2 separate regions of the Mus musculus genome follow, and region 1 is linked to region 2. Evidence: chromatin loops called from intact Hi-C (ENCODE). Cell type or tissue: heart. All regions are shown on one strand. Each heading gives the region's core, and the rest is flanking DNA. Links, peaks and the distances in the headings are about the cores only. Region 1 holds the start of Adam9 (a disintegrin and metallopeptidase domain 9 (meltrin gamma)). Region 2 holds the start of Tacc1 (transforming, acidic coiled-coil containing protein 1).

What was found. Peaks named below come from ENCODE experiments on the same cell type or tissue, not always from the same donor. Only the 100,000 strongest peaks of a DNase experiment are listed, where the experiment ranks them.
Region 1: it touches region 2 in a loop (2.4-fold over the local background); 5 of 42 quality-filtered maps call a loop at or near these places.

What each region holds. Positions count from the first base shown.
Region 1 is chr8:25,010,685-25,026,206 of GRCm38, forward strand. Adam9 (a disintegrin and metallopeptidase domain 9 (meltrin gamma)) reads right to left here and starts at 6,238. Exons shown (of 22, transcript NM_001270996.1): 1 at 6,001-6,238. The coding sequence starts at 6,097. Tm2d2 (TM2 domain containing 2) reads left to right here and starts at 6,527. Exons shown (of 4, transcript NM_027194.3): 1 at 6,527-6,908; 2 at 7,382-7,469; 3 at 9,755-9,870; 4 at 11,882-12,576. The coding sequence starts at 6,685. The coding sequence ends at 12,095. It overlaps Htra4 (HtrA serine peptidase 4), which reads right to left. Exons shown (of 9, transcript NM_001081187.3): 9 at 14,244-15,050. The coding sequence ends at 14,885. In heart, for the core only: a CTCF peak has its summit at 7,418; DNase peaks (open chromatin) are centred at 4,437, 6,457 and 7,407; H3K4me3 peaks cover 3,438 bases; H3K27ac peaks cover 2,007 bases.
Region 2 is chr8:25,193,497-25,209,018 of GRCm38, forward strand. Tacc1 (transforming, acidic coiled-coil containing protein 1) reads right to left here and starts at 8,046. Exons shown (of 13, transcript NM_177089.5): 1 at 7,626-8,046; 2 at 6,595-6,710. The coding sequence starts at 7,789. In heart, for the core only: a CTCF peak has its summit at 8,332; DNase peaks (open chromatin) are centred at 5,285, 7,365 and 8,185; H3K4me3 peaks cover 2,841 bases; H3K27ac peaks cover 1,960 bases.

The sequences.
Region 1 (15,522 bases), core at 2,807-10,806, 180 kb before region 2:
CCCTGCATGGATCTTTCTCTAATTCATGCTTCCTGTGGGAGCCAAAACATCATTTCTCTCATATTACTGTAAAGGAAATGCTTTTAACCTTCATCACACTGGGCTGGAAACTCCTCGGTTGTGGGTTATCCTGTGCATTCTGTGGGGTGCACAGTAGCACCCCTGGCTCCTACCCTCCCAAACCCAGCTAGCTCTGACAACCAGAGTGTTCCAAATGCCTGCGGTGTAGTATGCAGTACTACCTCCAATTAAAAACCAACCCTCTTGAGTTTTTTAGGGTTTTTTTGCTTTTTTGTGGATGGGGGTGGGGGGTCACAAGGGTGGGGAGGTGGACCTGGGAGGTCCTAGAAGTGAGTGTCATGGGGGCATATGTGAAAGTCCAAACAATTAATAAAGATATTATGTTGGAAAAAAATTACTGGTAATGCTAGGTGTCATGGTGGTTTAAGCTTTTAATCCCAGAACTCAGGAGGCAGAGGGAGATGAAATCTGTAAGTTCAAGGCCAGCCTGGTCTATATAGCAAGTTCCAGAACAGCCAGGGCCATGAAGTCAAAAGACTGTCTCAAACGTTTTGGTTTTTTAGTTAAAATTAAAACACCAGGAATAAACATTCACAATAAAAGTAAAGACCTTAATAAACTGTGGTGCATACAAACTTTGATATTAGAATTTGAGAGAATACGTATACGGTTAATATAGCGACAGGAGGGGACACGAACTGAAGAAAAACCAAAGGTGACCCAGAAACTTACTCTGAGACCTAGGAAATGAAAGGGTGTTAGCAGTTCTTCACTCCCCAGACTCTCTGGGTCCTTTTATGCATTTCCAAGGAAGTCTAAGCAACTGTGGTAGAGAGAAATATCTTTTAAAGAATTCTGCCTAATTACAAGACAAACAAACGGGAGTGCCAGGTCAGGGTGAGCCTTTCTTCTTTCCTTCCTGCTTATTACCTAGACAAATAGCCACCTTCATGTACTTTCTCTATAGAAGATAAACCTTCCACATTCAGGCTGAGTGAGATAATCCTTTGCCTCAAGTACTGAAGGGAAATGACTGTAATTAGACCCTAACTGCTATTGCCAACTATGTATCCTCACCTAGTCACAGGACCAATCCCAAATAAATGTATTTCCGCTACTACCTCCTTCAAGCCCAGGGTTTGATGTAATTTCTGCTACTGTGTTGTATATTGTTACATGTCTTAAGACTTATGCATCTTTACTTATCCATCTTTTAAAAAAAGAACATTCATTCTGAGTTATATAGCAGAGATCCTATCTCCAAATAAAAAAACAAATGCTATTTGTGTCTCACAGTACCCCACTGGGAAAAATTCCAACCATTTAGAAAATGTAATGCCCTTAAGAATTTAAGTTCCTCCAGAAAGGAATTTAAAGTGCTGAGAAAGAGGGAGCTACTTCCTATGAATATGTAAGCACTTGATAAAATGTATCCTCAGTCAATAGCCACAGTGCCCCCCACACATACAGAGAGAGAGAGACAGAGAGAGCAAAATGTATCCTCAGTCAATAGCCACAGACACAGAGAGAGAGAGAGAGAGAGAGAGAGAGAGACAGAGACAGAGACAGAGACAGAGACAGAGACAGAGAGAAAATGTATCTTCAGCCAATAGCCACAGACAGACACACAGGGAGAGACAGAGAAAATGTATCTTCAGCCAATAGCCACAGACAGACACACAGGGAGAGACAGAGAAAATGTATCCTCAGCCAATAGCCACTGACAGACAGACAGACAGACAGACACACTTCAGTCAATAGCCACACAGAAAGAGAGAGACTTACAGTGAACCTGCTTTTTCAAATTAACATTTTTTTCCCACAAATCTGCAGGCCCCTCAAACATTTTTATCAGTAACACCAAGCTCTCCTCTCCAAAGTAGGATTGGAGGTTTTAGGTCAAGTGTAATTGTGACACATCTGACTGTGCCACGCAGGTTTATAAGCAGTGGGCTCTGCCTGCCTGGGGTTCTACCAAAAGGAAAGGGAAAAGTCATGCTTAAGTGAGTTACACTATGAAAAAAATCTCATTACAGGAACAATTTATGAAAGGGAAAAGAAAAACCTATTTAGAAACCGAGTTTGTCCTACAATATAACTTGTTTTGTAGTGATTTTTTTTAACTTTTATGTTTTTTTTTTTTTTTAACTTCCTACTAAGTAAGTTCCGATAAAAGCAACAAATCCAAACGTAACAGCACAGCTAAGCACTGACCACTAGCTCTCAGAGGGCAGAGGCAGGCAAAGCTCCTGTGAGTTGGAAGCCAGCCAGGGGTAGAAAAAGAAACCTTGTATCTACAAGGAAAAGGAAGGAAAGGGGGAGGGAGGGTGAAGAGAGGGAGGGGGAGGCAGAGAAGAGTGTGGTGACTGAACAAGTCACATGAATTCCTCAGGCTAGCTCCCTTACTTATTCTGTTTTTAATAATATCTATCTTGGGGGTTGCCATACAAAGTAACAAGTTTCATCTTGGCATCCTCATAAATGTCATTACAGCTTGTGCTCATCCACTCCTGTCCTCCTTTCTTACTCTTAAAAGATGGATGGCGAGACAGGAAGTTGGGAGAGCAGAGAGGCAGGTGAATCTGGGCAGAGTTTGGGGATCACATGAGGGTGGAGATAGTCAAAATACACTGTCTGAAATTCTCAAAAATTAAAAATGCCACAGCATCCCATATATAATCACCTTGAGGAAATTGATCGACTAAAACAGATCCCATCTCCCATCACAACATGAAAATGATCTCTGAGCACATAAACCAGGCAGGGCGATCCAGCCTTAGCTGGGTCCACTTCAGACCCTTCAAAGATGACAGTAAGGACAGTTGTTGCAGTGCCAGCAAGGGCTAGAGTCACTCCAAGGCGCTAGGGTATACACAGTGCCAGGTTAACAAGGAAGAGGAGGTATCATGAGGTTAACTACGTCCCATCTTTATGTCTCTCACTTCATGTTACCCCTTAGGAAATCATCTGAAACCTTCTACAGCAAACCATAATATTTAATAACATATAAATAAATATACGCCAGACATGGTGGGGCACACCTTTAATCCCAGCACTCTCGAGGCAGAGGCAGGCCAGCCTGGTCTACATAGTGAGTTTCAGGGCAGCTAGAGCTACACAGTGAGACGCTCTCTTGAAAAAGCAAAACAAGCAAAAGAACAGATTTGAAACCAAATTTGGGAAAAGCAAAATATAAAACTAGTTTTCAAAGACCAGAAATTTTGTACCTATCAACCAGGTATGTTTTCACTTACTACTTAGAAGTTTGGAAACCAAAATATCTTTAAGACAACATTTTCTTTTATAACATGGATAAATGTGTTTTAATCTGTTCTTTCCAAAATACAAAATTAGCTTAGATGTTCAGCAACAAAGAAAGGAATAGAGCAAAAGGAGTACATACGCACAGGGGAATTCCATTCAGTCACCAAGAACAAAATGTACCCTCAGCAGGAAACCCGGTAGTAGCACTGGCAGCTACCATGTCAACTGAAATGTATTTTCTCTCACATATATGTGACATAAGAGTAGAGACAGGATGATGGGAGGGAGAACACGAGCTGGGCATGGTGGCTCACGCCTTTAATCCCAGCACTCGGGAAGCAGAGGCAGGTGGATTTCTGAGTTCGAGGCCAGCCTGGTCTACAAAGTGAGTTCCAGGACAGCCAGGGCTACACAGAGAAACCCTGTCTCGAAAAACCAAAAGAAAAAAAAAAAAAAAGAAAGAGAACACGAGAAGAGAATGAGCTAAGTGAAAAAGTACCATGATAAACACACATGACACTGTCCTAAGAAAACCCATGATCTTATATACTGATTTTAAAATTAATTTTAAAAATCTGCAGCCATATGAAGATGAGACCTAAGTTCCTACGATTATATCTACTTCATTTTCCAATTATTCACCATGAGTGAGTTTTCAAATTCATCTTCTTTAGAACACCAGTGTTTCTAAATCATTTTTCGTCTACATATTGTATTTGCTATCTTATGCAAGAAAAAAACAAATCAAGAGGTTTCAAATATCTGATTTCCTTATATTTGTTGATCCCGGAGGTTTGTTGTTGTTGTTGCTGTTTTTAATCATTTGAATCCACTACTCAGAAATTATTCTGTACTTATTCTGGACACAATACTATAAACAACAGTTTAAAATCCTCCTCACACCAGCTTAGCTCCCAACATGGCTAATGGGAGGATGTCCCAGTTCATGCTTTAAACATCCTGTATTCCAAAAACTCAGCTGATTTTGGAAGATCATTCACTTCAGGAAATTTGAGTTGACTCACAGCCCCACCGCCAACACCTCAAAACCTGGCTCCGCCTCGCTCTCTCCACTCTCCTAGAGTCCAACCCCCATAGTGTATTAACCTATTAACCAACACTCTGATGGTCACACTCCTTAGAAATCTTCATGCCCCAAACCAACCTACAGGGTGACTGTGACTCCCTAGCTTAGCACAGGTCTCATCCGTGGTGCCAGTCCACCTGGCTTTCCCTCCCAGGATCTCTTTCCACAAGCTACCTAACCACACATTAACACTCTCACCCTTTTCCAACAAGTTGTTTTCTTTTATAACCACTTACTCTTGGAGGGGGTAAAAATAAAGCTCCTTATGTTTATAATGGATCCCTCCACTCTTTTTAAGTTGAAATTCTCTCACCCTTTTAGCTCAGTTCAAAAATCACACTTTCAAAAAAGGAAAAAAAAAAACCACACACACACACACACACACACACAACACCAAAAAACAAAAAACAAAAACAAACAAACAAAAAAAAAAAAACCCTTCAGCATCTCTCCTATATCTTAGTCCACATGGTCACCCTTTAGATCCTCCAAAAGCATCAGGAATGGGTTTCCTTCCTGATGAAGGCTGGATAGATTTCCAAAGCGAATACTCATGCCTATGTGAGCAGCTGGCCCATTGCAGCAGCAACTGAAGAACACAAGGATATTCCATTCATTTTTATGCCCATGTGTAACAACAAACATATACATGTACTAAAAATATAATCTGGTTTTTGCTGGCAAACACAAGAAGTTAGAGATTATTAAAATTTCAGTTCCTTTCATAGCGATATTGTTAACTAGAACAGCACGTTTCATCAGACACGTCCTGGAAGCATCCCATTGAAAATTTGTCAGTATTTATAAACTCCAGGAGGACGCTAACTTAATTAAAAAGGAGAAAGCCAAAGACAAGAAGCTGTAATTAGTTTCGTGAAGGTCAGCGGTCCTGAACTCAAATCTACACTCATCACCTTTGAAGGCAACAATTTTGTAAAGCCTTCTATTGTCCATAGTGTTCCCGGAGCTCAAAGAGATAACTAAGCCATGCAAACACTAATTTAATACAAAGGATGAAATAAATAACTTATTTCCAGGAAAAAAAGAACCTAGTGTGTTCCCATTCAGTTTCATCATCCACAATATAAATATCTTACATATTTACGGGAAGTTTCACAATTCAGATGTGCTGGCGAACAGTAATTTAATTCTTTCCGATAATCCCCTGGGTTAAACAGAGCAGAGATTCTTTGTCCAGATTTAGATAGATTGAACTACAGGCTCTAGAAACGTAGCGTTTCGTTGATTTTATTATTTTAAGTATCCTTACTAACAAAAAAAAAAAAAAAAAAAAAAAAAAAAACGGCCCAAGGAAAACCCGCCCTCTTCTCCATCGGGATCCCTGTGGACCTACTGCTGAGTCGTCCAAGACGGCGAACGTCAAACCCCAAATCCTGATAGACTGAAGCAAAAGTTCCATCTCCCAGCCCAGAGCTGGTGACAGCCACTCCACCCGCAAAGCACTCGCTGCAGCCCGGGAGTAGCGAGCGCACCGCCACAGTGCAGCCGGCCGCCGGCCACCGGGCTCCGGGTCAGCGCTGACAGGGGAGCCGGAGCCCAGGGTCCGCCTCGCAGCCCTCACCACCCAGCACTCACTCCCCACAGCACGGTTCCCGTCCGGCACCCACCTGGTCGCCCGGCCTCGAGGACTGGGCCCAGCAAGCCACACGCCAGCAGCCACCTTAGTCGCAGAGAGGCAAGGGGCGAGAGCGCGCGCGGCCCCATAGCGAGGGCTTCGGCAGGTTCCGCTCAACGCGCGGCCGCCGCCTCCGCCCCTTCGGTCATCCTTGCAACCCCGCGGGGGCCCCCGGGCTGGCGGGGCGCTCGCCCTCGGCGAGCACGCGCGCGGCACTGACGCAGCAACCCCCCCCCCCCCAAAAACCCCGCCCCTTTCCCGATCCCGCGGCCAGAGGCTGACGTAGGGAAAATACAGTCTGGCCAACCCACCGGCGGCCGCCGCCGCCGCCGCTCCAGTTCGCGCCCGGCTGTTCCGCCCCTCCGCCCGCTCAGCGGAGACTAGAGAAGGTAGGAGGGGCTGGAGGGCGGGGCTAAGGGAAGCTCCACCCTCCCTCCGCTCCGTGCAGCAGTGAAGGGTCTACTGGAGGGCGGAGCGAAGCCAGGCCACACCTTTCCCCTGGCCGTTTCTGATTGGCCGTAGTGGCAGGCGGAGCGTCGAGCTGCGCACGGGTTGGCTGTGGAACGGAGGGTTGCGTACCCGACGTAGAGAGAGGCCTGACAGCGCCGGGCTCCGGTGGGCCGTGGCGGCCTGGCTTTGTTTTTAGGCCAGGTCTCTAGGACCGGCCCCCGGGAAGATGGTGCTGGGCGGCTGCCCTGTGAGTTACCTATTGCTGTGCGGCCAGGCGGCCCTGCTATTGGGGAACCTGCTGCTGCTGCACTGTGTTTCTCGGAGCCACTCGTTTAATGCTACGGCCGAACTGGATCTCACACCCTCGGGCGCCGCTCACCTCGAGGGTCCCGCGGCCTCAAGCTGGGAATACAGCGACCCCAACTCGCCAGTCATCCTTTGCTCTTACCTGTAAGCTGCCGGGACGTGGCGGGCGGACCTAGAGGGGGATCGGGCCAGGGATAGCTGTTGGTTGTGGGAGCGGAAGGCTGCTTCCACCTCGGGGAGGTGATTCCGGGACTGGTGCCTCTCAATTGCCCTGCCACAGAAAGCAATTAAACTGTGTGTTAGTGGTAGATACTGGGAAGGAGTAATGTAGGCTACAGAACCCTTCCACTTCCTGCACCCTTTCTGCTGCCTTGGTTACAGGATGAGTTCAAGGCCAACCAGCCAGCCTGGGTAACTTGTCTCAAATTTAAAAAAAAAAGAAAGAAAGAAAATTCAAGGGCTGGAAATGTAGCTCAAAGGTAGATAGCACCTCTAGCGTATCCAGTTCCCAGTACAGAAGGAGGAACAGATATTAAAAGAGGAACGAAAATAGCATTGCGTGCGGACACAGAAGCAATCGGCAAAAGGCACTGATGAAAAATCTTACTGATTTGCAGACCCGACGAGTTCGTAGACTGTGATGCCCCAGTGGATCACGTTGGAAATGCAACTGCCTCCCAGGAGCTTGGTTATGGTTGTCTCAAGGTGAGGATTTTGTTCTTTGTACAGGCACCTTCGTGGGAAGCATGGCCGGGTGCTGTTAAAGAATTACAGAAGGGCATACAGACAGACTTGATTTTTTTTTTTTTTTTTTACAACTTCATCCGTATAACTGTCGCTGGAAACATGACAAAGGTTTTAACGGCTGAAGAGCACATTTGCTTTCCTCAGGAACCAACCATGCCTGTGCCCAAGCCACCCAAGTGCAAAGACCAACCTGTATTGCTTCCTTTGACTGTTGAAACTAACAAATTAAAGCCAAGACATCGACTGTACTTTCAAAGCAAGGCTTTTCTTAACAGAGCAGCAGCAACAACAGCAAAGCCATGCACTTTGTAAAGCTGGTGCTGAACTGGCCTTTCTTGGTTACACACGCACTTGGAGCAAGTTCCTCATGCAGGTGACAGCCGGCCTGCACCATATCCGTTGGAAGTAGCTAGAGTCTGTCAGTTATGATTTTATTTGAGGATAAAACATTCCAGAGAAGCCAGTAGTATAGCCTTAAAGTGAGTGCATCTAACTTGGTCTCTCAAAACCCAATGAAGTTTGGTTTGGTTTGGTTTGGTTTGGTTTGGTTTGAGTTTTGTTGTGCTGGTAGGTTGGTTGTTTGTCTGTCTGTCTGTGAAAAGGTCTCACTACAGCCCAAGCTAGCCTTAAAACCAGGTTCCTCTTGCTTGAGCCTTCTAGCGCTAAGATACAGGTCTGCATCACTGTGCCTAGCACTAAGATACAGGTCTGCATCACTGTGCCTAGCACTAAGATACAGGTCTGCATCACTGTGCCTAGCACTAAGATACAGGTCTGCATCACTGTGCCTAGCACTAAGATACAGGTCTGCATCACTGGGCCTAGCACTAAGATACAGGTCTGCATCACTGTGCCTAGCACTAAGATACAGGTCTGCATCACTGTGCCTAGCACTAAGATACAGGTCTGCATCACTGTGCCTAGCACTAAGATACAGGTCTGCATCACTGTGCCTAGCGCTAAGATACAGGTCTGCATCACTGTGCCTAGCGCTAAGATACAGGTCTGCATCACTGTGCCTAGCGCTAAGATACAGGTCTGCATCACTGTGCCTAGCACTAAGATACAGGTCTGCATCACTGTGCCTAGCACTAAGATACAGGTCTGCATCACTGTGCCTAGCACTAAGATACAGGTCTGCATCACTGTGCCTAGCACTAAGATACAGGTCTGCATCACTGTGCCTAGCACTAAGATACAGGTCTGCATCACTGTGCCTAGCACTAAGATACAGGTCTGTATCACTGTGCCTAGCACTAAGATACAGGTCTGCATCACTGTGCCTAGCACTAAGATACAGGTCTGCATCACTGGGCCCAGCTCATACTTAAGGAATTTATGTTACCACCTTAGCACTGTAGACTCGACACTATATTATAATGCAGGGTTGAGTTGTGAGAAAACATTTTTGCCACCTCAGACACAAACGAATAGGCTTTGTAACACCACAACCAAGAGGACAGCTCTTAAAGTAAAGAGATATTTTAAATACACTGAAATTTTGCCCTCTAGGTAATTGGTAAAAGTCTGACTGGCATTCCATAACGGTAACTTAGTTGTGACTATTTTAATTAAAAGCTGAATGTATCGACACAAGATTCAAACTCTGCCTCAGCCAGGGTCCTCAAGGACTGGTAACACTCAGAGGCTGTGAGAAATGAACACTCCTGTTCTCCAGTCTCACGCTGCTGAGACAAGGGAAACAGTGGGAAAGCAATGATAAGGTACGAGGGAGACTGAGTGGCTCTGCTTTCTCTGTTGGAAATGAATTAAGTAAAGGGTAGAACTCTGATTCTAAACATTTTTACTGGAGCTAACCTTATACTGGGGTAGACTACGCAAACCTATCACCATGTGTGGCTTAAGTCCTCAACCTGATGATAGTCTGAATTATTTTCTGATCTTATTCTTTTACTGTAAATATGCAACAGAGGTTCTAATACTCGCTGACATGTCAATTTCCATTCCAAAACTGCTACATTATATGCCTGTTAATCCAGGATACTCAAGCCATTGTATACGTCTCTGCAGCTTGTTTCTGTTTTACTATATACTGAAGAAGCCTGTCGAAAAGAAAGGTTTACTTAAAGCAACATTCACTTAGGATGGACTACTAAGTCACTTGAAGCATCTCTGAATTGCATGCTTTTGACAACTTTACCCACTCTTGCTAGAATTAATACAGAACTGAAGCAGCTTCCATTGGTGAACATGAATGTATGTTTCTGTTACTTTCTCCACAGTTTGGGGGTCAGGCGTACAGTGATGTGCAACACACTGCAGTCCAGTGCAGAGCCCTGGAGGGAATTGAGTGTGCCAGCCCCAGGACCTTCCTACGAGAAAATAAGCCTTGTATAAAGTAAGCGTTCCTTTGTTCTTGAACTGTGTGTGTGGTGTATGCTGGGATTTAAACCCAATCCACATAGTAAGCAAAGGTTCTGATAATGAACTACACTCAAACTAAGGGTTACTTTGAAAGGGGCGCTTGGCTAGAGGTACCAGTTGGTGGTATGACTTTTTATTTGACGTATTGAAGACTGCATATGCTTCCTCCTACGTGCAGCCCACAGACTGAGGCACTGTGATTGCAACAACCAGGAGGAAAAGTTGTGGGTTCAGAGTCTTTCGGTCTGTCCCTCATTCTCAGCTTGCAGGCACTGGGCCAAATGATGTAGCTTCAAAACCCTCCTTGTGTTGGAGTTTTCCCTTTATTATCCTTTGAAGGGCTGGATTCGTGGAAAGATATTGTGTGAATTTGGTTTTGTCATGGAATACTTTGGTTTCTCCATCTATGGTAATTGAGCTGGGTATAGTAGCCTGGGCTGGCATTTGTGTTCTCTTAGGGTCTGTATAACCTCTGTCCAGGTAGTTGGGAGTCACCTGGTGTCATTGCTGGTAATCAATCCTAGCACCTCTGTAGGAGAGCACCAAAAGTGCTCTTAACCTTCGAGCCATCTCTCTAGGCCCCTTTTTATTCTTGAGTCCCTTCATATCTTAGCAAGTTTTTGAGACTCGAAGCCAGTGGTTCTCAGCCTGTGGATCATGATCACTGTGGGAGATGGGGGAGTCGGTCACATATCAAATATCCTGTATATCAGATATTTACATTACAATTCATAACAGTAACAGAATTACAGATATAAAGTAGCAATGAAAGTAATTTTATGGTGGGGGGGGGGGGTCACCACAACATGAGGAACTGTATTAATGTGTGAAAGAATTAGGAAGTGTTTAGGTTTGGTCTTTTGCTATGTATTGTAATGCTAAATACTGGCCCCCAAGGCTTGGTTGCTCTCAGAGAATCCACAATGTGACCTTGCTCTTTAATTTTAAATTGTTGTTTAAATAAAGATGCCAACAGTCAATAGCTGGGCAAGAGAGACACAGGCAGGGTCTGGGGTTCCCAGACTTGGGGTTAGAGAACCATGAGGAGAGAAAAGACGGAGAGAGGAGAAGACACCATGGGGTAAGAACCTTGAAACCCTGGCCGTGAGGGCTGGCCAGCTGGAGCTCTGAGCAGCCCAGACAGAACATGACAAATCATATTGTCAGGTTATTGTCAGGGAACTAGGCATAACAGCATAGAGGGTAGATATCTGCCTAGCTCTAATGCTTTTTAAAGCTTATTATAAATAATAAAAGCTGTGTGTCTTTTATCCAGGAACTGAATGATCAAAGGTGGGGTAGAAGCCCCTGACTGAGATTAAATATTTTCTACAACAGGAAGGTCTAGACCAACTAGAGATAGGGAGGTGCTTACAAGAGTCTATTATAACATCGTTAACTCTGATTGTTTTATGTTTCTGGCTGGGGAGAGAGCTGCACATCCCAAGACTAGAAAATTCTAGTGTGATCAAAGGACCTAGTCAAGAGAATGTTCTTAATATGCAAATTAATGTCCTGAGCCATCTGGTGGTAGTCAGCCCCAGGAAACTACTCCTTTGCCTTAATCATTCCAGGGTCAAGTGTCAAGCCATTGAGGCCCACACTTAAAGCTGCTGAAATTATTCCAGTAGCCAATCCTAAATTGCTGATCTGTCCTGCCTGGCTTTTCTGCAAAAACCCCAGCAAAGTTATGACTTGGACCTATCCTGTACTCCTATCTTCTGACCATCATGTTCTTCTCAGGCCTCCCAGCAGGGCAATAGCCATGCCTCCTCTCTAGGAGCCATGAATGCCATATTTGTCTGGCCTCTTTACCTGAGGCTCTTTTGTGTCCCCACCCCCACCCCCATACACACTCCCTAGTAGCCACATCTGACTGAATGCATCAGGAGCAAGCCTGACCCTGGCATGAGGCCTTTACACTGCAGTCAGCCACTGCACTTCTATTATGTTCCGTTGAGTTTCTGTCTCCCTCCCTTCTCCAGGTACACTGGACACTACTTCATAACCACGCTTCTCTACTCCTTCTTCCTGGGATGCTTCGGAGTCGACCGCTTCTGCCTGGGCCACACTGGAACAGCAGTTGGGAAGCTGCTAACACTTGGAGGACTGGGGATCTGGTGGTTCGTTGATCTTATTCTGCTCATCACTGGGGGGCTGATGCCTAGTGATGGCAGCAACTGGTGCACTGTCTACTAAGCCCTGCTGCTGTCCTGCGCCAGCAAGGAAAGCCAGTGCTTGCCTGCCAAGATAATTACTACAAGCTCTGAACTCTCCTCTGAGCATCACCATCTTCTCTTGGAGGAAGGACCGACCAAGTTTTTCACCCCAAATCTTAAGCTTGCAAACTAGAGTGACAAGCAGTATTGTGGAGTCCCGTCGTACCCTTCCTCACATACACAATCTCAAAGAGCAAAGCTGGTGACTTCTCTCCAGAGATCATCGTCAGTGACGTTTCTGTGTGGCTGGCTCTTCAGCCGTTGGAGGCAGGGGGACCCACCAGGATAAACCAAGTGAGTGTTTATCCACTCACAGCCTTTCGTGACCCTACATTTCCATGCACAGGTCAGAAGCTGCACCAATGAGAAGTCTTCAGGCGATGTAGAAATGACTGTGGATTCTAATACACACCGAAATTCTGACTGAGAATTTAAATTGCAGAATAAAGTTTTAAAACCTAGCCTGCTGTGTGAGTATTTCAGTAGAGAATGAGGCTCAAAAAGTGGTTTTGCTGAAGGGTAAGCACTGGAAATGAAAGAGTTATGGTGTGAATATGAGATGCTCCACCCCCACCCCACAGTCTCCGGTATTGGGGGCTTGATTGCCAGCTGACGGGCTTTTAGAACGTGAGTGGATCCTGAGGACTGATCTGATCAGTGGATTATGGTGCTGTTATTGGAAGGTGATAAAGAGTAGGAAGTGAGGCCTAGTTGGAAGGAGTAGATTACTGGGGAATGGGGTCACCGTGGGGCTACGACTTGCCCAGGCTCTTCCTGTCCACTTTGAGATGAAAAGTCTGATCCCCCACACACTTATACCATGGTGTTCTGCCCAAGCCATGGAGCCGGCCAACCACAGACTTAGCCTTCTAAACCTGTGGCCAAAATAAAGCCTGCCTCCTTAAGCCATCTGTGAGGTATTTGGTCATAAGAGTGTGAGTCTAATACAGCTATCCTACTGAGCCCAACCGGACTGTTGTCATTCTAGAGATGGCAATTTCCTCTCTCCAATTATGTTTTAAAAGCCAACAATGGTCAATATGTATGGGTTAACAGACTTGTCCTAGTCCTTAGTATTTTCCAACTTATGGACCCCACATTTTAGAGGCTGATTCAAAAAAGACTTCATAAGATGTCATATTCTCCATTAATCCCAGCACTCAGGAGGCAGAGGCAAGTAGATGTCTTATGAGTTAAAAGCCACCTGGTCTACATAGTTAGACCATGTCTTCAAAAAGGGGGGGGGGGAGGTTGTACACAAGTAACTATAATACTTCCTGCACAATTAAAATGAGGACCCTTATGCCCTCGGAAAGAAAACTTAGAAAAATGTATGCCTACTTAAAAGATATTACTAGGGTTAGATCGGGATGTTTTAGGGGAGTGAGGAGAAAACGCATTCTCTCCACACAGGCCTGACAGGAGAAGGTTTTGTAGTGATGGAGACAGCCAAGCGGCTTTGAAATCTAAGTAAAAAGAACTAGTAAGTATAACATAAAGGGCAGGTCAGATCGAGAGGCCTGTTCTTCGGTTAGCCACAGGTTCTAGAGACAGGGTAGAGCTACTCCACGTTCATCCCCAAAGTAACTGACAGAAAGACCGACAGATCCGGTACAGTAAGACCTGGAAACAACATGTTGTAGAACCCTTCTTAAAGGTCTCTGCCTCAGCACCCCAGGTTAGCACTGTTCTCACGTTACTAGAGATGACAACTGTAAACACTTCTAAAAGCCATAATAACATCAACTCTGCTTACAACAACAATTGGGAGTCTCAATTCATAATTTCTATACACTTAGGCAATCTTTTTAGATTAATCGTGAAGAAACTACACCTCCTTGAAAATACACACCTTATGCTTCATGTAGGCTTTAAGGAGACCCAGTGACACCATATTAAAAAAAAAAAGAAAATCTGGAAGACTCAATGGTGAGCCTTGCCTAATGTGCACTGGTCCCTAGTTTGATCCCCAGCACCCTCTCAAGTCTGGAAGACAGTATACTACAATTAAAATCTTACCCAAAATAAACTACTTACGCCATTAGCAAGCCCTACCACTGCTTACTATGTAAACTCTCCAAGTGTTTATAAGCTTCATTAAAAGAAAGAACCTGAGTAAAAAGTCTGTAAACGGTTCGAAAAATTATTTTAATAGAAATAGAAGACATTCTCAGAAACTCTAAAGGTCCGAAATTGTTTCTACCTCCAAAATGATCACACTCCTGTGTGGTAGTATGATGTCATCAGCTCCAAGATGTCTTATAGGTGATGACCTTTCTATCCACAAACCCTGGCCCAGAGTGGATATAACCTGGGAAATTCAGTATACAAAGGGGTATTATTTAAAATGTGATTACCTCTTTACTCCAGATTCAGGTTCTTAATATTTGGTAGGTAATTATGTGTACATGTGCGTGACATACCAGTTTGTGGCTGTATAGGAGGTAACTAAAGTTTCCTATCAAGATTTAGTTAGGAATTGCCTGCTTTCCAGTTCTTACTGTCATCAAGTTTTATCAGATCACCATAGCTGTTTCCATTTGAGTTAGGAAGGTTTTTGCGGCAGAAGAGCACTCTCAACCTCAGGATCCATGAGTGTGTGTGTGTGTGTGTGTGTGTGTGTTGATGTATGCACACAAACATGAACTTCTGCATTTAAAGCATCCATTTTTCTTGATCTCCAGAAGACCCTGCCATCTCTGGCACCTCTTCGATACAAAACCAGGTAATATAACTGGTTTTGCTAGGCAGTTTCTCAAAGTAAGATACTTAATTGATTATTTCAGGTGTGACTGTCAGAAACAAGGTTTGACTTCCTCGAAGCACAATGATGGAGAGAAAGTCATTGTCCTTAACAGCTTCAATGACATCAGTTGTGGTGGTGACAGGTTGCCCGTTTATGCTGACAATTACATCATGGTCTCTCAACCCCGAGCTGAGAAAGAGAAAGAAAAGATGATGACGCGAGGAATGGTGATGCACGCCTTTAATCCCAGCACTCGGGAGGAAGAGGCAGGTGAGTCTCTTTGAGTTCTAGGGCAGCCTGGTCTACAGAGTGAGCTCCAGGACAGCCAGGGCTACACTACAAAAAAACAAGAAGAGTTCTAGTCATCCCCATTTGGTATCTGTCTGTCTGTCTGTCTGTCTGATTCCTTCCCATACCCACACTGCCCTACTATTTTGCTGACCATTGGACATATAAACTGAGAAGGAAGCACCTGCCTTGACCCTTCTAGCTGCAAGGACTGTTGGAGGATATACTGTGAAGCCAGCTGGAGGACAGTGATCCTGTGTTTGCAATAATATTCCTGTCCAAAGGAAGCCGAGTACTCTCAGGCATTGGGTTTTATTTGGAATGGACACTTTAACATTTAATTTCTCTTCAATTCTGGCTGGGGTTAGCCTCC
Region 2 (15,522 bases), core at 4,502-12,501:
TTTTTTTTTTTTTTTTTTTTGGTTTGTTTTTTAAAGATTTATTTATTATATGCAAGTACACTGTAGCTGTCTTCAGACAGCCCCAGAAGAGGGCATCAGATCTCATTTACAGATGGTTGTGAGGCACTCAGGACCTTTGGTAGAGCAGTCAGTGCTCTTACCTGCTGAGCCATCTCTCCAGCTCATTCCTGTTGTTCTTTATCAAAGAGCGGAAGTATTTCCTCCCATAGCTCATTACACTGAGACAACCATACTGACTCCATTGAGGGGGGTTTCAGGGGGGGGGGAGGAAATGTGGCAACACTGCCTGGTTTTCAGCTTTAAACCTCTCAAGCTGAAATCACATAAAAAAAAAAAAAAACTAAAAACTAAATTAAGCTGTAAAAGAGCCAATCATACCAAAAAAATAAAAGCATTAACCTGGGGCGCAGTACAAGGGGCCACCCATGTTAAACTGCTAAACTAGGTAACATTTAGTATCCTTATTAGTCTCGTTGTTTCTAGGAAATTCAAATAAAGCAATCCCCTGTTGTGAGCAAAGAAACATTGTAGCAAATCCTGAGGAAAATATATCTGTAGATTTGAATGGACCACTTCAGTATGGGTGAATGAAAAATATTTGTGTATTTGCTTATCAACCAGATCAACACTTTAGATAAAGTCTGGGGCTCAAGATTTCAGCAAGATCCGCGTTCTAAGTCTTAGACATATAAACATACTATAATATATATATATTTCCAATAAACACACCTGTTGATATGCTCAGGCTCAGTTCCAACATCCCAGCACAAATATTGAATAACGACGAGTTAGAAGTCTATGTTGGTGATGGCAGAAATGGCTCGGTAGTTAAGAATTGGACAGTTCGTGCAGAGAGCCCTTGTTTGGCTCACAACCACAGATAACGGCAGCCCCAGGCTCTGGCACCCCGTTCATGCTCAAACCCACGTAGGCTCAAAAACTAAACTAAGATCTGTTTTTAAATGGCTGTGTTTGTCCTTGATTAGATGGGTCCATTTCTTGGTACTTTCTTATTTCTCTCTCTCTCTCTCTCTCTCTCTCTCTCTCTCTCTCTCTCTCTCTCTCTCTCTCTCTCGTAACTCTCTGAATCTTTTAGTGGAAGTCATTTAAAATTCAAGTGCACTGTCTGCAAAGGAGACAAGCAGTCAGAGCCAACCTTTCTCCCTTAAGGAAGCCTTTCCTGACCACAAGGGCCCCGTACGGGAGGAGCCTGGTATACAGCGCTCCTTTGTTAGCTGGAAGTCCCTAGTTACTCTCTGAAAGTGGTGTAAGTGCACAGAGAGTTAACAAGCCTCTCCAGTCCCAAGTACTTAACCTGCTGCCAAGATACAAAAGCAGCCACATGGGAGACCTCAACACGCTAGCATGGCTATATTCCCCAACACCATTATTTATGGGCCCTAAGGTGTGAATTTCACATCATTTTTTTTAAGACTACAATTTTTTTCGATCACTACACTTTGGGGTGAAATTTCCTTCTGTTTTTCACTGCCTGGACCTGGATTTGTAGACCAGCTGGCCTTGGAACTCGGAGATCTGCCTGCCTCTGTCTTCCAAGTGCCAGGATTAAAGGCCTGAGCCATCCATCACTCTGGTTTGGTATTTCTGAATCTAAATACCAAAGTCATGTCAATGAGTAATTCTGCATTTCTCACAAGAACACCAGCAATAAGTATTAGTAGGTAAACTCCATTGCTATTCCAGACTGCAATGGTTAAGTCTCTGAAATACCTAGGTATTGTAACATAGAAGATGAATAGCAGCTTTAACTAGTTATTCACGGATCATGTGGAGACTTCTACATTTATCAACATTCTCCTTTTCAAAGAAAGGTAACTAACTGTAAATATGGGTAGGACCACAAAGGGACAGGGCCCACACAGTAAGCCTCTGTGGGTTTTCTATTTGTTTCTCTTGTTGTTGTTGTTGCTGTTGTTTTGACAGGGCCTCACTATATAGTTTGGGCTGGCCTGAAACTCTTTATAGACCAGGCTGGCCTAGAACTCACAAAGGTCCGCCTGCCTCTGCCTCCCCAGTCCTGGTGCACAGGGGTGTGCCACCACGCTAGGCCATCTCTGAAGTCTTTATAGGCTGAAACAGCTTAACAAACCTGCCACCACTAACCCCGTGAACACAGGGGTAAAGGGGGATAGAGATAAGGAGGCCTCTTCTAAGCTCTTTCCCGAGGGAGTTCCTTCCCCAACACACATCCCAGCAAAGACCAACCAAAACCAAGCAGCAGTGAGATGGCTCACCATGCAAAGGTACTTGCCACAAGTCAGGGACCCAAAGTTTCATCCCTAGAGGCCACAATACATTGGATGGAAGCTAACTCCATGGAAGTTTGCTATGCACATAGACACACACACAGACACATACACACAATGGCATGTGTCCCTCTTCCCCACAGTAATGATAACAGTGACTTTTGGGGGGGGGGGTTGAGACAGGGTTTTTCCCTGTAGCCTTGGCTGTCCTGGAACTCACTCTGTAGACCAGGCTGGCCAATAGTGATTTTTTTTTAAAAAGCACTTTAAATGGCTGGGTGTGGTGGCACACCCAGGCAGAGGCAGAAGGATCTCTGTGAGTTTGAGGCCAAGCATGGCTACATATCTAGTTCAGACTAACACAGTGAGACCCTGTCTCAAAACTAGGTGAAGCCAGCTTAAGCACCCTTTGTTGGGAAGAACAGACCGCATTCACAGAGACACTGACTCAAACTCTACAGCCACTGGCTTGGTATTCTCCAGAAATATCTCCAGCTTAGTTTGAATTTATTATATATTCAGAAGCCAACTTCTTTCTGTGGCTTCTAAAAAAAAAATCACAACCTTCTATTTAATTCCTGGTGTATAACTAACTATCTTAAAGGGACCTATTACAAAATTTCTGAGTTCTTAAAACAGTTCCGATAAAAAGCAAAACTAGGCTAGTTTTGCTTAAGTAGTTTCCTCTAAGTTTAAACAATCAGGAAGCAGGGGACAGAACAGGAGTGTGGCACTAGCCCATGCGTGCGGGTGAGGGTGGCCAGGCATGAGGAAGCCAAGACCGTTACAAGTCCCATGAAGACGGCCCTGCCCCATTTGTATGTGCTGCCTAACCATGCCATGGAATCACAGAAAGTCAAAAACAAAATGAACTATTTCAGGGAAACGTGAAACATCCATTTTGAGAAATTAAAACCTCACCAGGAACTGACTTCGGAATTTTTGCTCAGTGGAGCCACCTTCAGCTAGACCTGAACTTTAGTTGTAGTCTCGAGACTACTTTGTGTCTGTTGACAAGGCAATCCACACCTTGGACTAACTCCACAAGGTCCTTAAAAGACCAGACACTAACCAGACTTAGGAGTTATCCCCCTGTCTAAAGACCTTGCACTGTGAGATTTTATAATATGCAGGCCTGTTCCCCAGACTATACACCACCAGTCTCCTCCCCACGGTTACACTCTACAGCATGACCCACCCTGGAGAACTTTCCTGATCCAAGACTCTCTAAAAGGAAAACATTTACACTGAATGAGAGACTGTGAGAAAGAGCCACAGAAACAAGAAGGACCAAACAATTGGGTGTCTGTGGCTGTGTCTGGGGTTGGGGCTGGGGGGAGGGGTGCGGGGGGAGGCCTAGGCTAATCTGGGCCTCTGTTCATTTATTGAGGAATCTGGCAGATGAATTAGCCTAGCCATCTGACAGACATTGAGGAAAGAAAGCTGAGGGCGATTCAAAGGGGCTTTCAAACAGCTACTTAACATACGTCTTATGGGCTGTATTGGAATTTGGTGAGAAGGCCCACAGAATAGTTCTTTCAGGATTCCAGACCTCCCTCCCAATCTGCCAATCTGGAGAGAAGAAAGGCAAGCTATGGGGCCCAGCAGCATCTTCACTAAAGGAAGAACTACTGCACAGCTTTGCCACACATCCCTCTGCTGGCCCTTAACAAAGTAGCAGAGGCAGCCCAGCGCAGGGAAGGTATTGCTCCATTCTCCATACACATGGCACGGAGATCTCAATTTCTAGTAAAAAACAAAGTGCAAAAACAAAAAACAAACTGATGAATTCCCAGTAAATCTAGCCCCTCTGTGACTCAACTTACCCAGGCAACCTGCAAAGAACTAAGCTAGAGGGGCAAATGGATCATATAAGTTCAAAGCTTGGTCTACATTGCAAGTTCCAGGATAGCCATGGCTAGAGAGTAAAAGCCCTGTCTTTAATAATAATAATTATAATGATAATAATAAAGTAAGTCAAATCCTTGTCAGAATGAGTTGAATTGTGTCCTCCCCCAAGAAGCTATGTCAAAAATCATAGTTTACCAGAAATGGGGCACTAACTCGGAACAGTGTCTTTGGAGGTTGTAATGCAGTTAAAATGAGGTCATACTAGATTGTGAGCATTAACCTGAATGACCGGTATCCTCATAGCACGGCCGTATGAAGACGGACCTTCAGGGAAAACCAACCTTGTACTAAGGCCCCCCCCCCGGGGGGGGAGGGAAGGGGGACGTTAGGCTGCTGCAAGCCAAACACCAAGGACAATGACCAGCTCAAGTTAGAATAGACAAGAAGTGCGTCTTTCCTGAGTCGCCAGAAGGGACGCGTCTTTGCCCACACTTCAGACTTCCCCAGAACTAGGAGTGAGAATGGACTCCCTGTTCTGAGCCCCTCGGTTATGGTGTTGTGTTCAGACATCCTACAGCTGCTCTCTCGCTCTCTCGGAAAATCAGATCATCATTGGGTAGCATGTGGCCCTTCCTCTCCCCTTGCTGACTTCGGCTCCTATTACCTCCAGCAGCAGCCTGGTCATTCCATTTGGGCACACTGGCCTCTGCCGCCGACCCCCCCCCCCTCCCCTCACACTCCCACCTCCCAACCCCTGCCCCTCCAGAACAGGTGAGACTCCACAGCCCAGGGCCTCACCACACATAGGATGCTTCTTTGCAAACACTGTTCCCTTTGCTGAAAGGAATTCTCTTCCCATTAATACACACAAGGTTTGTTTCCCTCACTTCTCAACCCTTTTAGGAATCTCTTCAAGTAAGCTCCGCCCCCCTTAACTAACTTCCAGCATTTACTAGCCAGGCCCACAGGCCACTGCCCCACCCCCACCCCATGGTTCACCACAGTACTTAACAGAACCCAACAGACATTTTCCTTTTAACCCTTAAAAGGTTCACTCCTGTGGTAGTTTGTATGTGTCTGGCCCAGGAAATGGCACGATTAGGAGGTGTGGCCTTGTTGGAGTGGGTGTGGCCTTGTTGGAGGAGGTGTGGCCTTGTTGGAGGAAGTGTGTCACTGTGGGGGAGGACTTTGAGACCCTCCTACTAGCTATGTGGGAGCCAGTTTTATTCTAGCAGCCTTCAGATGAAGATGCAGAACTCTCAGCTCCTCCTGCACCATGCCTGCCTAGATGCTGCCATGTTCCCACCTTGACAATAATGGACTGAACTTCTGAACCAGTAAGCCAGCCCGGGTTAAATGTTGTCCTTTATAAGAGTTGCCTTGGGGCTGGAGAGATGGCTCAGTGGTTAAGAGCACTGACTGCTCTTCCGAAGGTCCCGAGTTCAAATCCCAGCAACCACATGGTAGCTCACAACCATCCGTAATGAGATCTCTTCTGGTGCATCTGAAGACAGTTACAGTGTACTTAGATATTATAATAAATAAATCTTTAAAGAAAAAAAAGAAATAAGAGTTGCCTTGGTCATGGTGTCTCTTCCCAGCAAGGGGAAACCCTGACTAAGACAACTTCCCTCCAAAATGTTCCCGGTGAGAAAGGAGCTTCACTGCCTCTATTCATTTACCAAAGGAACAAATTCCTTCCTACCAGGACAAGTGAAATGTTATTCAAAGCTAGGTGACAATAAACTGAGCATGGTGGTTCAGGCCTGTTATTCTTTGAGGAGGCAGGATCAGTTCAAGGCCAGCCTGGGCTATCTGAGAGCCTGTCTTTTTTTTTTTTTTTTTTTTTTTTTTTTTAAGTGTGACAAAAAAAGATTTCCATTAATTTAGTGGGCCAGAGGCATTGAGAATTAAAGGGCGGGTACTAGGTTCGGATGGGGGTGGGGTGGGGGTAGAAAGGACAGTATGTGAACCGGATTTTCTTGGTTAGACTGAAGGGTTCCCCGCTGGTCCATTGTGGGAGAGAAAAGCAAGCAATTTTGAAACTGCCTAACACTGCTAACTCAAAAATCAACTCTTACCTATAATTTGGTGTCTAGCCACACCCTTGTAGAAAACAACTAGTCTCTGAAATCTTTGAGGCCAAATCTAAAACATAACCAGACCAGCCATTGCTACGTTTTTTTACTTATTCGGGGTTTAGAAGGAAGTCTAACAGGAGTGGCTGGGGGAAAAAAAATGACCTCATACAGTCTCTAGTCAGAGAATAAAGCAAGCTTTGGATCATCAGATGATCAAAACGTTTATGTTACAAAAACAAATCCAAATCAGCAAGGAGCCAGTTCATCCTGTCTGAAGTGGTCCTCAGGGCACGCACACATCCTTTTTAAATTTTTCTTTTTCTTTTTCTTTTTTAAGTTAAAACCAAAAAGGTAGAAAACTCAAGTTTTGTTACCTTGGGGTTTGGCCTCGGGTTCTGCCAATCCCGGTGATGAATCACAAGACTCCTTGAGAGGCGATCTGATTGGAGTTTCAGCTTCAGGAGTCTCAAAATTACCTTCAGAATCCGAGCTGCCGAGGGGGAAAAACGAGGCATTACCACAGTCAACGGTATTTCCAACTGCCTTTAAAACGTACTCAGCCACCAAAGTGCAAGTACAGCGCCTCTAACTTTACAACCAACCAATCCTCAACCCAGCCTGAGAACGGCTGCAGCATTTTCAGCGATGCCCAGCATCCTAGCTCCCCGAAATCTCTTTCGTCCTCTGAAGCTTCTCACCAGGACCTTTTTTTTTTTTTTTTTTTTTTTTTTTTTTTTTTTTTTGTCATCGCTGCCTTTCACACGCACAGACACACACACAAAAAGACTTCCCAATCAACCCTTTCCAGGGGCGTAAAAATTAATATCGCCCCACCCCCCAAACTAAGCCAATTCTAGCTATACTGTTCTTCTCCGTAGGCCTCTACCTGTCTGGAAGTCACTGGAAGCTGAAAATGCCGTCACCTGCCTTCCACAATCACACGTGTGACAGCTCAGCAGAGACCACCATTTCTCACCAGCTGCCAGGGACCTGTCATCACGCGATCCTCTTTTACCAAGGCTGCATTTTAGGACACTGCGGGGCCAAGAAGGGCGGTGGAGCGACTTCTTGCCCACAAGGGGAAAACGCTACAAATCGCACCTGGCCTTATCAACTGCCACTACCCGGTGCCGCTGCGTCGGAGCCGGGGTGTCGACGCTTCGAGAAAGCGACCCAGGCAAACCGGGATGCGCAGACTGCGGATTCGGGGCTGGGTTCAGAAAGCTTACAGCGAAGACAGAGGACGAAAAGCACACGGGCAGACAGAACATCCCGAACTTTCGGGTACACAGCGGGGACCCGGCTGCGGGCAGCAGAGCCGGGAACACGGTTGCGCGCACACAGCATTGACCGCGGTGGGAGGATGGCGCCCGCCTGCATCTCGGCTGGGATGCGGTGTACTTGCCTGAAACTCAGGGATTTGGTCTCGGCTTGCGAGTCCTCTTCCTCCTCGGGGTCGCCCTCGGGACCTCCGGCTTCGTCCTCTCCGGCGCCCGAACCGCGCACCGCGGACCACGTCCACTTGGCCCACTGCACGGGCGACAGGATCTGCCAGGGACTGAACGCCATGAGCGCGGCTGCCGCCCCTGCGGTGGGGGAACGGCGGCCTCTTCCTTCAAAATGGAGGGGCCTTGACAGGCGCCGGCAACGTCGCCGGCGACCCGCGGATGTGGCTCAACGAGCGCCGTCGGGCCGGGCGCAGCGCTTCCTCCCACGGCCCCGCAGCGCCGCTCGCCCCCGCTCCTCCGGGCCGCCGCGCCGAAGCTCGCCCCCGCGCGTGCCCGCTCGCCCGCCCGCTTCTTCCCCCGCCAGCCCTGCTCCGCGTCGCTGGGCTCTGGGGTCCGCTCCCGCCTGGAGCAGCCTCGGCCGCCGCGGAGCCGCGCCCCTGGAGCCGCCCCCTCGGACCGAACTACTGGCGCGGCGCGCGGGGGCGGCCGCTTGGAAGCGCGCTCCCCCCGCCGCGCTGGTCGCGCCCGGCCTTGGGCAGGGGCTGCTCGACCGCGCTCGCCCTCCCCGCGGGATCCGCGCCTGCCGCGCGCCGCGCGCCGCCGCCGTCCATTTCCGAGCGTGTGCGCGCCGCGGCGCTGTTCCTCTTCCCCTTTTATCTGTGTTTCCTGCCGCTAGGACTTAATGGCGTGGCTGAAGCTGCGCTGTACAGAAGTTAAGCCCCTTATTTAAAAACAAAACAACTCAGAACCTCTGTAGAGTGTTGTACCCGATCCTTGACACTGGTCAGCGCCATCCTTGTTACGCCCAGGATTTGGAAGGCTCCCAGGTTACAGAAGAATTGAAGTTGTCTTGCCCTCACCAAGCCACACTCATGAGGGCTCCGGAGTGCCCTGACCTGGGATAGATGCAAAATTGCCCCCTGATAAGACGGCCTGAGCCGTTTCCTGTTGTTCTTTCTTTTCATAACTTTAGGCTTTTTTCAGATAATTCCTGGGTCCTTGGTTTCTGATGTCCTTTGCTTCTTCAGTACAGAGCCATCAAGATCTGGTGACAGTCTTCAGAATAAGGCTTTTACCTCTGAAGGTGAAGAGAAGAATTTTCCCCCCTTTATCTTTGAAGGATTCCACTAAGAGACTGCCCCAGGTCCTCTCTCCCAGTGAATTCATTTCCTCCAAAGCCAAGTTTGAGACCATTAGCTCATCAGTGTGTTTTCCATAATACTGACATTTCTCAGTCTCAGAGAATCTGTGAGGTGGCTACAATTCCCACAGAGAGTGTGCCTCCAAAATTCAGAACAAAGTCAGGCGAAGATTTTCAGGATGCTCATGAGCTTACCCTGAAAGAAGCTGGCACCACGTCGTGTACTGCAGATGAATCACAAATGTCTTATACACTTCATAACAAAGACAAGCAAACATGTAAGATAAGGCTTGGCAGGTATCCTACCATAATAAAAAAAAAAAAAAGGCAGGAGTATACTTTAGAGCCCATTACTGCTTCTTGCCTGAGATAAACACGACTGTCAAAAGTGTTGAAAGACTTTTTTTTTAAAAATGTGAGCGGAAGTCATTTTGTTTTAGGTCTACAAGAACTATGCCAAGACTATCCAACTGTCGTTGTCTTGGGTTTATGATCAAGCAAATCTTCAGATTAGAAACCCCTGTAGCTTGAAAATAGTACCCATGTAAGTCCTTACCTGGGCTTGATCATTCCTCCTCCTCGAGACTGCTACCCTCTTTTTCCCTCCTCCCGATCCTCGTGTGCCTTGCATAGCTCCTGCACTCCAGAACTTCTCGGAATTACAGTTTGTCCCTCAGGGCTTTCTCTGCCTGGTTAATCCTGCTTCCCAAACCATCAGCAGCAGAGACCCAGATATAACCTTGATATGCCCAAGAACACCTAAGAGATGGTACAAACACAAGTCCACACTGGGGATGTACCCCAGAAGGGGCAGCATCTCCAGCAGGGCTCCCGGCCCTGAACTCCATTCCTAGCCCCGAAGCAAGAGGAAGAGGAGAAAAGGGACAGGGGTGTCTAGACAGTCTAATGACAGCCTCGGGGCATTGTCAAAGGGCAGACTTGGCAAACAATACTTAACGTAAGTCGACCATGGCTCTTAATTCCAGAACTCACTCTCTCTTTGCCTGCAGGGTTTTCTGCGTTCCTGAAATACACCTCTTCTCCCATCTGAACTCCAAGTTTCCCCGAAAGACCTCTGGCCTTGGCTGGTCAAACTTCTCTCGTCACTCAACTCAGTGACTACTGCGGGGAAACCAACTGGTCTATCTACACTTTCTACCCCCTTTATACATGAATATTCATACAGACCATTCTGTCTCACTTAGTTCTAAAACTAAGTGAAAAGGTGCATTGTTAGTAATGACACCAGAACAACAGACATAAGCCAAGACTGTCTCCTGATACAAGGTCACCCTACACTTAGCAGAACATGGGCAACATGTCTACTTTTGGACCATAAAATTCCAAAGGCCAGAGACCATGTCACGTTTATATATATATATATATATTTGCTTCTGCAGAGACCTGGGACAAGAGAACACACTCAATAGACATTCAGTAAATTATAAAAATGAACATACCAGTCTCCATTTGTCTTTCCAAGTTTGGCTAAGCTTCTGAGGCAGCCCTGTCTTGAAGGAGCAAAAGGCAGAACCAGCTCCAGGGATGGCCTGAGTGATAAAGCCTGACTCCCGGCAGCAACAGCTTGAGACAAGAGAAACAGATGCCCAAGTGTCTAAACCACCTATCTTGTACAAGTCTGGGCTTAGAGTAAACAGCAACAAAGTATCTCATTCCAAGGCCTTCTGTGTGTGTTACAGGAGTCCAGTAAGTCTCATGAGTCCATTTCCCTTTGATTCTAGAGACGGCAGACCATGACATTGCTGCTATCCTTGGCTTCCCTGAACAGAATGCATATACCTAGCTAAGTAGTCAACCGAATCCTAGTTGTTTTGGAAATGATCTTAAGCTGAGAAACCAGCCTTTTTTTCTTTTCCACTGCTTGTTGCCCTTCCCAGAGGTTACAGATTAATATAACATGAAAATCTAAAATATAACTCCCTGTAGATGTAGCCCTGTGTGTATAACAGGTACTCAAACATGAGTGGGGCTCTTCGTTCAATTCCCACTAACATAACTAAAAATCTCTTACTGAAGCATTTCCACAAATGGTGGCCAGGTCAGATGTGTATTTTGCAGTGAATCAAAGCTACAGAAGTGTCTGTAAAATGGGTCTCTTTGATAAAGGTTAAATAAAATCGAGTAAGGGTTGGAGAGAGATGGCTCAGCAGTTGAAAGCACTAACTGATGTTGCATGGGACCCAGTTTGAGTTCCGGCCACCTATAAGGCGACTTACAACCCTTCTCAACTCTAGCTTTGAGCTTCTACTGGCCTACAAGGGCACCAAGCATCTGCTCTCGGGTATACATACATACATATGGGCAGGCAAAGCAGACATACACTGAAATAAATAAATAAGAATAAACTGAGCAAATAAATGCTGACTGCCTGAGACTCTGCTGGTCCTAATGCTTTTAGGCTCCACTAAGCCTCAGCATGCCTCAACCTGGAGCTTGAATCTTTGTTCTGCAATCTAGACTTAGGGGGAATCCTGCAGGTTCAGTTTAGATAGAATCTCCACCCTCATTCTCTCGCACTGGCCTGCCTTCAGCAAGAATCTTGTCCAGTAGGTTTAGCCGGAATTGTCCTGTGCCCCCAGAACTTCCTTTTAGCAATTTTTCATTCGTCCACAAGCACAATCTCTCTCTCTCTCTCTCTCTCTCTCTCTCTCTCTCTCTCTCTCTCTCACACACACACACACACACACACACACACACACACAGATCCCTGCCTATAAATACTTAACTTGTCTTTGTATTTGGAGTTAAACCATATCTCTCCACTTTTACAAAATCCTAACAGAGTTGTGCCCCTCCCCTGCTTGTCCCCCCAGAAAGGGTTTCTTTGTATAATAATACCCCTGGCTATCCTGGAACCCACTTTGTAGACCAGGCTGACCTTGAACCCAAAGAGATCCTCCTGCCTCTGTTGGCATGAAGTACCATCCCTGGCTCGGAGCAGCCCTTCTTAAATAAAGTCTTCCTTGTTTAATAAGAGTACTGGCAGATCTTCTTTTAACAAGCAAACTATTATTTAGTAGCATAGCGGCTGTGAGACTGTCTATGAGGACAAGGTCAGAGAAGAGAGGCAGATAAGGTGGGGCCTCTCTGTGGTCAATTTTTCTACATACATAGACCTGCATAGAACTTGCTCCTGGACCAAGGGGAGCAAACATTAAGTGTCTACCCTTTACCAAAGGGCAAAGCTGGGAGCTCTAGAAGGCCCTGTTGCCCATCTTCTGTGCAACACCCAAATCTTGAATCTTATAAGAAATCTTTCAATATCAGTGACTGTTCTTCCTCGTGTAAACAGATGAAATCCGCTGCAACTGAAGGACCAATCATCCTGAATAGGCAAAGAGGAGTACTCACACTTTGAAGCAAGGAAGTCGTGACTCCATTTAGAAAGACCATAGATCATTCTGGCATCAACTTGGAGGCTTGGATTAAAGAGAGTCAAGACCGGGAGACCCAAGAAATTGTACATTCTCTCCCCAAAGCTGCCTAGGGAAGATAATAGCTTCTCTCACAGAAGCAAGATTCAAATCAGTGGTCACTTTGTTCTTTCACCCGACTTGTTGTTCGGGAAGTTATCAGAGTATAAATCACCCCAGCACTCCCTCTGTGAACACGATTGCAGAGGAAGGAACAGAAAGTCCAGGCTGGTTTTAAAACAACAGCAGAAAGCAAAAACACGTTTTGCCCACCCCTGGTCACAAGAAGGCATTTGCTTGAGATGATTTGAATGGGCAAGAGGCAAGGAAGGAGGGCGGCACAGGTGGATCCCTGAGCTCCTTGAGCAGCCAGCCCAGCTTAGCTAAGTCAATGAGATGCAGATGCAGTTAGAGACCCTGCCTCACCAAGGAAAGCATGATGGAGAGAGAGATTTGATCTGGGCCTCTGGCCATCACACAGATGTGCAAGTGTGTGCAGGTGTATCTATACACATCTGCACACACCCACATGAACATATACTGGAGAGGAGAAAGGATTATGAAACATGTATCAGTTAGGGTCACTATTGCTGTGACGAAACACCATGACCAAAACAACCTGGGGAGGAAGGGGTTTATTCGCCTTACACTTCCACATCACTGTTCATCATCAAAAGAATCCAGGACAGGAACCCAAGCAGGGCAGGAGCCTGGAGGCTGGAGGGATGCTGTTTACTGGCTTGTCCCTGAGGGTTTGCTCAGCCCCCTTTCTTATAGAACCCAGCACCACCGGCCCAGGGATGGCTCTATCCACAATACATCAGGCCCTCCCCCATCAATTACTAATGAAGAAAATGCCCTACAGGCTGGTCTGCAGTCAGATCTTCTGGAAGCTTGTTCTAAATTGAGGTGCCCTCTTCTCTGATGACTCTAGCTTGTGTCAAGTGGACAGAAAACTAGCCAGTACAAGAGATTTATGCCAAAATAGGCAGATCTTTATTCCTTGCATCAGTAGAAAGCTCTGGAAAGGAGCCTACAAGATGAAAGCATTATTATAAACTAAGACATTACAACGTAGAAAAGGATGGTTGCTTAGCAGAAGCACGGAGAATGCAGATCAGCAATGGAAAAGATCAGCTTAAACTCTTACCTCGGAGTATGTATCGAAAGAAATTCCAGATGGATTCGATGGCTAAATAATAAAAAACCAAGCCATGGAGAGAGAGCAGTCTAGAAGCAACAGAATCTGTCAGCACTCCGTAGGAAGGATGCCAGCCCAAGTTGGAAGTAATTAATGAAACCACAGACAAAAATCAGAGCCCAGATTGATTGGGCTACATATGCAAAGTGTGGCTTGTAAATGTGTGTCTTCAACTCAAAAGGCAAACAACAGACTGGGCAACACCAAGGCTACTTGTGAAAATCTTCAAGTTCATGAAAATCTCAACAGGGACCCTAACGGTTCCAACAAACAGAACACCTGAGGGTCACACAACTGCCAAGCACTTGAGCGTGGACTATCAGATTGGATCCTACCCTATCAACCCACAGTCTGAGGGGGCAAGCCTTATCACAGATCATGGGGGTTGGCTGGTTGTGTAGTGCTAGAGAGTGAATCTGCCGCAGGACTTTATGATTGGGGAACTTTCATATTCTGTATTGAAGACACACTGGTACTCCATGTTGGCAAAAGGAATAAGAATGTATATGTGTAAAAGTATCTTTTGTTCTCCCGTTTTATTTGTTATCTCTGAGGCTTATTGCCTCAGTCAGCTAACCTAAACCAAGTCCTGAAAGCTTCTAGCCTCCGTACAATCTTATCTAGGCCTAGAATGTTTTCAGCTTCTGAGACTTGCTGCTGCATAAGCTCACCCTTTTTAGCTCCTTCTGATTTTTTTTAAGATTTATGTGTTTATTATATGTATGTGAGTACACTGTAGCTGTAGAGATGGTTGTGAGCCTTCATGTAGTTGTTGGGAACTGAATTTTTTAGGACCTCTGCTCCCTCGGGTCAACCCTGCTCACTCCAGTCAGCCCACTTGGCCCTGCTTGCTCCGGTCAACTCCACTTGCTTAGGCCCAAAGATTTATTTATTATTATAATTAAGTACACTGTAGCTGACTCCAGACACACTAGAAGAGGGCGTCAGATCTCATTACGGGTGGTTGTGAGCCACCATGTGGTTGCTGGGAATTGAACTCAGGACCTTCAAAACAGCAGTATTACCTCCTGAGCCATCTCGCCAGCCCCCTCTTTCTGAATTCTTGATGGCTGGTCAACTCAACTGTTCTGGCTCAAAACTCCTCTCCATGCTGACTGATTCAGTCTGGCTTCTCACTCGGCCTCTGGTTATTTGTTCTGCTTGGCCTCTAACTCTGGCAATCTGTTCTAATTACCTGGCTCCCTCCTGTCCTCTGTCTTCTTCACCTGTGTTTAGCTGTTCTCTCTCCACAACATGTCTATGTAAAACTCTCCCAGTAAAATGTTCTCTCTCTCGTTCCTTTCCTTTCTCTTCTCCTGAGAGTGGGGCATATACTATTCAAATCTTTCTCTGATTCATCACTTTGTCTGTCGCTCAATCACTTTCAAACATGGCTGCTTCCTTCAACAAACTAACTTTACCTTCATTGCTTGGGATTAAAGATATGAACTAAGTGTGTGTCTGTATTCCAGCCGGAAGTGTGTGCCAAGGCTGAGCCACACCACAACTGGAAACAGGTTTTCTCAGTAAATAACACAATCTTGGGGTTTACAGTGTGATTGAATATCCTGCAACATATATGTTATTGATCACTGTGTACACACTGTTCTGAGTTGAGCCCCCAGCCCATATGCCCCTGCAAGAATACAAAGTTGCTACTAGCACAAAATGACTTGACCAAGCAAACAGCCACAGAAGGAGAGAGGGAGCAAGGGATGATTAGAAAAGACATCAATGGAACAAAAGTCCTTGAGAACTGGACTGGATGAGCAAGCCTGAGCTCCTGAGTGATTGACTGTCTTTGTCCCACCCACCTCTCCCTGGATAATATGCTACCTGGAGACTAGAGGAAGACAGACTTGTAGGATGTCAATCCACTGTCCTCTCAGATGTGGGTTTGCCGAATAAAGAACTGTTTTTTTAAAAAAAAAAACAAAAACAAAAAACAGTTCTGGGGCTGGAGAGATGGCTCAGTGGTTAAGAGCACTGACTACTCTTCCAGAGGTCCTGAGTTCAATTCTCAGCAACCACATGGTGGCTCACAACCATCTATAATCAGACACACTCTTCAGGTGTGT